Linked DNA regions of Mus musculus: region 2 is linked to region 1. A link is a loop called in an ENCODE intact Hi-C map of the cell type or tissue named here. Cell type or tissue: heart. All regions are shown on one strand.

The links. Hi-C counts contacts between places; a loop is a spot of excess contacts. Peaks named below come from ENCODE experiments on the same cell type or tissue, not always from the same donor. Only the 100,000 strongest peaks of a DNase experiment are listed, where the experiment ranks them.
Region 2: a loop joins it to region 1, with 1.9 times the contacts of the local background. A loop is called at or near these places in 22 of 42 quality-filtered maps.

Annotation. Positions count from the first base shown.
Region 1 is chr13:33,003,564-33,006,063 of GRCm38, forward strand. It overlaps Serpinb9 (serine (or cysteine) peptidase inhibitor, clade B, member 9), which reads left to right and starts at 978. Exons shown (of 7, transcript NM_009256.3): 1 at 978-1,132. Gm36181 (a long non-coding RNA gene) reads right to left here and starts at 2,244. Exons shown (of 3, transcript XR_382177.2): 1 at 2,032-2,244. In heart, CTCF peaks have their summits at 1,158 and 1,360; DNase peaks (open chromatin) are centred at 1,088 and 2,138; H3K4me3 peaks cover 1,029 bases; H3K27ac peaks cover 2,066 bases.
Region 2 is chr13:33,073,071-33,075,570 of GRCm38, forward strand. No RefSeq gene overlaps it. Among named protein-coding and RNA genes, the nearest start is that of Serpinb1b, 9.8 kb to the right of the region's middle. In heart, CTCF peaks have their summits at 1,170 (motif pointing left) and 1,371; no DNase peak of the experiment used is centred here.

The DNA.
Region 1 (2,500 bases):
CAAGGAGAACACGTGGGAAAGAAAGCTTTCTAGATTGAGTATACCACAGGGTTTAAAATTGAATGGACTCTCAAGGTTAGCAAAATGGGTGACTCATCCTATAGACAGGGTGAGCCTCTCCTGTGTCTGAGAAGTCTTCCTAATGTTCTTTCCTGTTTCCCACCAAGGCTTCCTATGTTGAAGTTCTACTTATGCGTTTGGCCTCGTATAGTTTCATTCTTTGTCATTTTAAAAGCTTGTCCTTAAATAACTGAACAAAGAAATACTGAATCTCTATTAACTACAAAGGAGAATGAGGTTTTCTCAGCAACTTTGTAAGATGTAGCATCTGAGAGCCACCAAAGCCACACATGAGGCTACTGCTGAGTCACTGCAGCCATGCTCGTCTTGAGAGCCCTGCATGCTTAGGTGTGTCTCATTCTCTCTTTTCCTACTTTTCTTCCCTTTCTGTATTACTTTTTAAAAATATATTTGTGTTTGCTTCTCAATAAATCCAACTCCATCTCATACGATCTCTTTCAGAAATTTCTTTCTCTGGCAAAGTCAAGAATGGTGGTTTCACTTGAGTTGAGTTTTTTTTTTTTTTTTTTTTTTTTAAACATATTCCAATGCCCACAGCTCACATCGTGTGGCAAGCCTGTCGCCTGTGCCCCGGTCACTGCCACCTTGAACACTTAAGGCTGAGCCTCAGAAACATCTGTTTAGCAAAAGACCACACACATGATTGCATACTCTGTTTAAACAAAGTGCTCATGACTGGTTAAAAAAGCCAGAAAATGGGTTAGTGTTTGCCAGGAGAGGAGGCTGGGTGTGTGGAAATGGATTTAGACACGGGGCACCCTTCACATCTACCACTTGCCACCCCGCAGGCCCAGAGTTTTATTAAAATCCCTGACATTCTCCCTTGGTGCACAGCGAAAACTCCTGCTACTTTCACTTTCTCTAAGGACCCAGTTTTTTCCCAACCCCCACTCATCCTCTTCCTGCTGTGGTCGCCAGAGCCAGAAGCAGCCTGTCTCCCCGCCCCTGAGCAGGAGCACAAAACCAGAAGTCCCTGCCTTGTACAGGCAGCTCTGAAAGCCTACTGGGAGCATCAAGGCTGCAAACGCTGGATTGAGAAGCCGCAACTGTGGTAGGTGCGGGCATCTGGCTCGGGGTGGCGCTGTGGGACCCGCAGAGGTCATGTTTACAAGGCATAGGCTGAGTCCAGGAGGGAAAACAAGACTGCTTAGTTAGGGAAAGAGACAGCTGGGAGGTAATGTCTGATGAGCTTTTTAAATGGTGACTCCTTTAGGATCTCCAGCTGGCCAATGGCAGAGATGCAGATCTTAGGGCTGGTTTCTAAGCTGTGTTGGCTCCTCCTGAGCCAGGCCTGGGGACTGCAGGATATTGGCGGCCTCTCCACTGGTATCTTTTTATGCTTTCTATCAGTCCTTACCACCTAGGCAATTTGAAAGCCTCTGTCTTCTCCCTGTGGATCTTGCAAAGTAATCCCTCTCTTACTTCCGGACCCTTTAAACATCTGGGGTCTCTGGTACAAATTTGAGCACTGCTCATTCTCATTTATAAAATAATTCACTCCATGCTGACAGTGATCATATCTTTGATAACTTTATCTGAGAAATCAAATACCCCTTTATTTGAGTATGCTTACTATTAGAGTGCCAGACATCCCCCTTACCTTCAGAGAGCTCCAGAATATGGAGTAGAAAGGACAGCAATCAGTAAGAGAAAGGTGACACTTAAGAGAAAGGTGACACTTAAGAGCAGACCTGGGGTGGGGAAGCTGCACTAGGGAAGGAGAGCAGAGGCCCTGAGGCTGTCCTGTTCCAATGAAGTTGGGAAAGGGGAGTAGTTTGAACTCAGTGACAGGGATGGGGTAGGGAATGTTCTAGGTGAAATAAACTGCACTTCAAGGACTCAGAAGCAACTTTAAAGTGACATAAGGGCAGGAATGCAGGAGAAGGGGGCAAGCTGGGTTAGATGAGAGGACTAGCCAGAGAGTAAGTCTTTGAAATAAAGCAGCCCCACCTTTCCTCCAGAGCCCTGGAAGTCATAAGGGGAGGAGCCAGAGGATCCGAGTACACTCTCAGGTTGCTGTGTCCCTCTGTCTGAGGAATGGGAAGAAGTGTGGTTTGAGTGTTCTGATGCTCCCTAGGCTATGTGATCTGCATGTTAACTCAGTAGGAAGCACTCTGAACATATGTGAGGGTTCAAAGGTGAACCCTGGAACAGTGAGAGCACAGCCATGGGATGCACAGGGACTCAGAACTGGGTTAAAGTGTCAGGAGCAGTCACTTAGTCTGGGCCAAGCTGTCCATCCATCTGGAAGATGAGTCATAATCAGTAGAAAAGCAGCCAGGGTGCCTGCAGCTGATGCAAGGTCCTCTGAGCAGCTACTGCAGGGGAATGCTCCCCAATACACAACACAGTAATAATGCTAGCTTGTCTTTGGGTCTCATTTAGCATCTCAGTGTCTTTTCTGTAGCATCTCGAAAGT
Region 2 (2,500 bases), 70 kb after region 1:
GCTTATATTCTATCCAACTGAGGCAACCTGGCCTAGTGTTTCTGAAAGTCTCTGTCAGTCATACCAGTTGACCCAGAGGATGGATAGTAACTTTGTCATCCTCAGATGTCTTATTTTAAATTTGTCTCTTTAGCTCCCCATTTCTCTGAGCAAGTCTACCTGTCTGCCCTGCAGATGAGAGTCTCTAAGTGTGAAGTCATAGCTTACATATTTTCATAAAAAATCTTTAAAATTCTACTGGGCTTTCCAATGTGAAGGGAGTTTCTCTGGTTATGCATAAAAGGGTCTCTGGGCATGCCATGGTGTTTATTAGTAGACATCACCCATGGTAGGCATATACAGAGTTTAAAGGTGAGATATTGACTGTGTCTAGTAGATTAAGTTCAAAGTTTGAGAAAAATGACTGAGGGCCATCAGATTTCTTTTTGTGAGAATTAGAGCAGAGGAACTTTGTCTTCTGTTGATTCAAAGAGAACTGCCTGGGACATTTGGTTGTGAGTATTTTCACTTCCTTTTCTTGGAAAACCAGAAACCAAGTAGGTCCTGTTTGGAATTTTAGGCTAGGTGACCCCATTTTGATTTTAAGTTCAGTATATTGAGGCCTAGTGCAGAAACTTAGTCTAAAGCAATGACCACCTGAAATCCATGCTTCATGGACCCTTCTGATTTGGTGAGCACATCACAATAGCATGAGGCAAGATGCCTAGAAAGTCCAGAGGAACTTTATACCTCTCTCCCAGATCCTTGTCCAGCACATCTCCCCATAATAAAATAGATTCTAAGTATAGAGCATTTCTAAGTTTTCTGGGTCAAACTTTGGTCTGAGAGTAAAATTCCAGCAGCCAGAGAAGGAGCACTGAGAAGAGAGCAGGGAAAAAGGAAAGGAGTTAATTGTGTAGTCAGAGGCAGGATCAGGCAAACAAACAAGGGAAAAAAAAAAAAGCCAGTGCTTCAACTTGAGACAGTGAAAGAAGGCTTAGTGTTAAGAGGGGGGGGGGGGAATCTAAATGTGTTTGCCATGAGCATTTTCCAGGCATCAGTGGATTGTGGGATTCTAGCTGCCTGAGAGAAGATGAGTGTCTCTGAATCTGGCATCTGAATGTCAGGGATCTGGACAGCCCAGAGTCAGGCCTGTTTGTTATACAAGGGTGAGTGTCTGCCCCCTGGAGGGAGCAGGTGAGCTATGCTGCTCAAACAGTAATGTGTGCTGTGGTCTGCAGAAGACAATGAAAGAGCTAGAAGAAACCCTGAGAGGCTGGTACTCCTGTTCTTGTGACTGGTCCCTCAAGTCACTGGACTAATAAGACTTTTCTAGGATTGCCTTGTTAACTACAACCACAATACAGGGTCCAAAATTGCCCACTGTCAAACAGCATCCTCACACCACTGTAGCGAACCCTTGGTTAGTTTGAGGACTTGGGGTTATTATAACAAGTTAAAAATAAGTTCTTAAAAACAAATTTAAAGGGCCTGACTTGTAGCTCAGTGGCAGAGCATGTGTGAGGTCACATGAATTTTCTCTCTTTCCTTTTCTTACACACCAGCCCCGAAGAGTTAAAAGAGTTTAGAGCATTTGACTGGATGCAGGGAATGGCAGCTTCAGTGAATCAAGTTTTTTTTTTCCCTCAGAGGGAAAAAAAATGTCTGCTTAATAATTTCTGTAATCGCTACCTGTCGTAGGCAGCAGTCCCTGTCAGTCACTGTCTGGATAGACTCCCATCAGCCCCTCTTAGTGCTGATTCCCATCAGCACTGACCCCAATCACCTACTTCACACCTCACTGCCTGCCTAAGTTTACACTGTGGTGTCAAAGATGATCTTTGACAGCCAGGGAGATGGTTCAATGGGTAAAGGTGCCTTTCACCAACACTGACAACCTGTGTTCAGTTGCCTGGACCCACATGGTGGAAGGAAAGAACCTACTTTAGCAAGGGTGTTCTCTGATGTCCCGAGGTTCACTGTATGTGATGAACACGCTGGGTGTGCCCATATGCTTGCACACCCACCCGAAATTGGATAATGTGTTATAAAATAAAAAAGTTTTACCTAGAGGGTACAATTGTGGAAAAAATTTGCCTTTATTATCACTTTTCATGAGGTTTGTGTGTGATGTGAAATAAACTAGGCTCTGAAGGACAAACTTTAGAGACACATGGAATCAGCTGAAGACACCTAAGACCACATTCTCAGCACAAAGGAAATTTATTAGCCCCAGAAGAACACAGGCCAGGGAATAAAAGACAAAGACAGGAGCCAGAGAACTAGGAAGAATGGGAAAGGAACAAGGAGAAAGGGGACAAAGGACTGCCTCTGGATAGAGAGGAGACAGACAGGGCCCACAGCAGATGATGGCTTACAAAGGTCAAGGGGGGAAACCCCATGGTAGGGTGATCTGTTTAATCATAATTGAGCATGTTAATTAGGTTAATCATAAGAAGCTTTTTATTGATGGACTTCAATACTTTGATAGCTGGATCTTGGTAGTCAGCCCCAGGAGGAG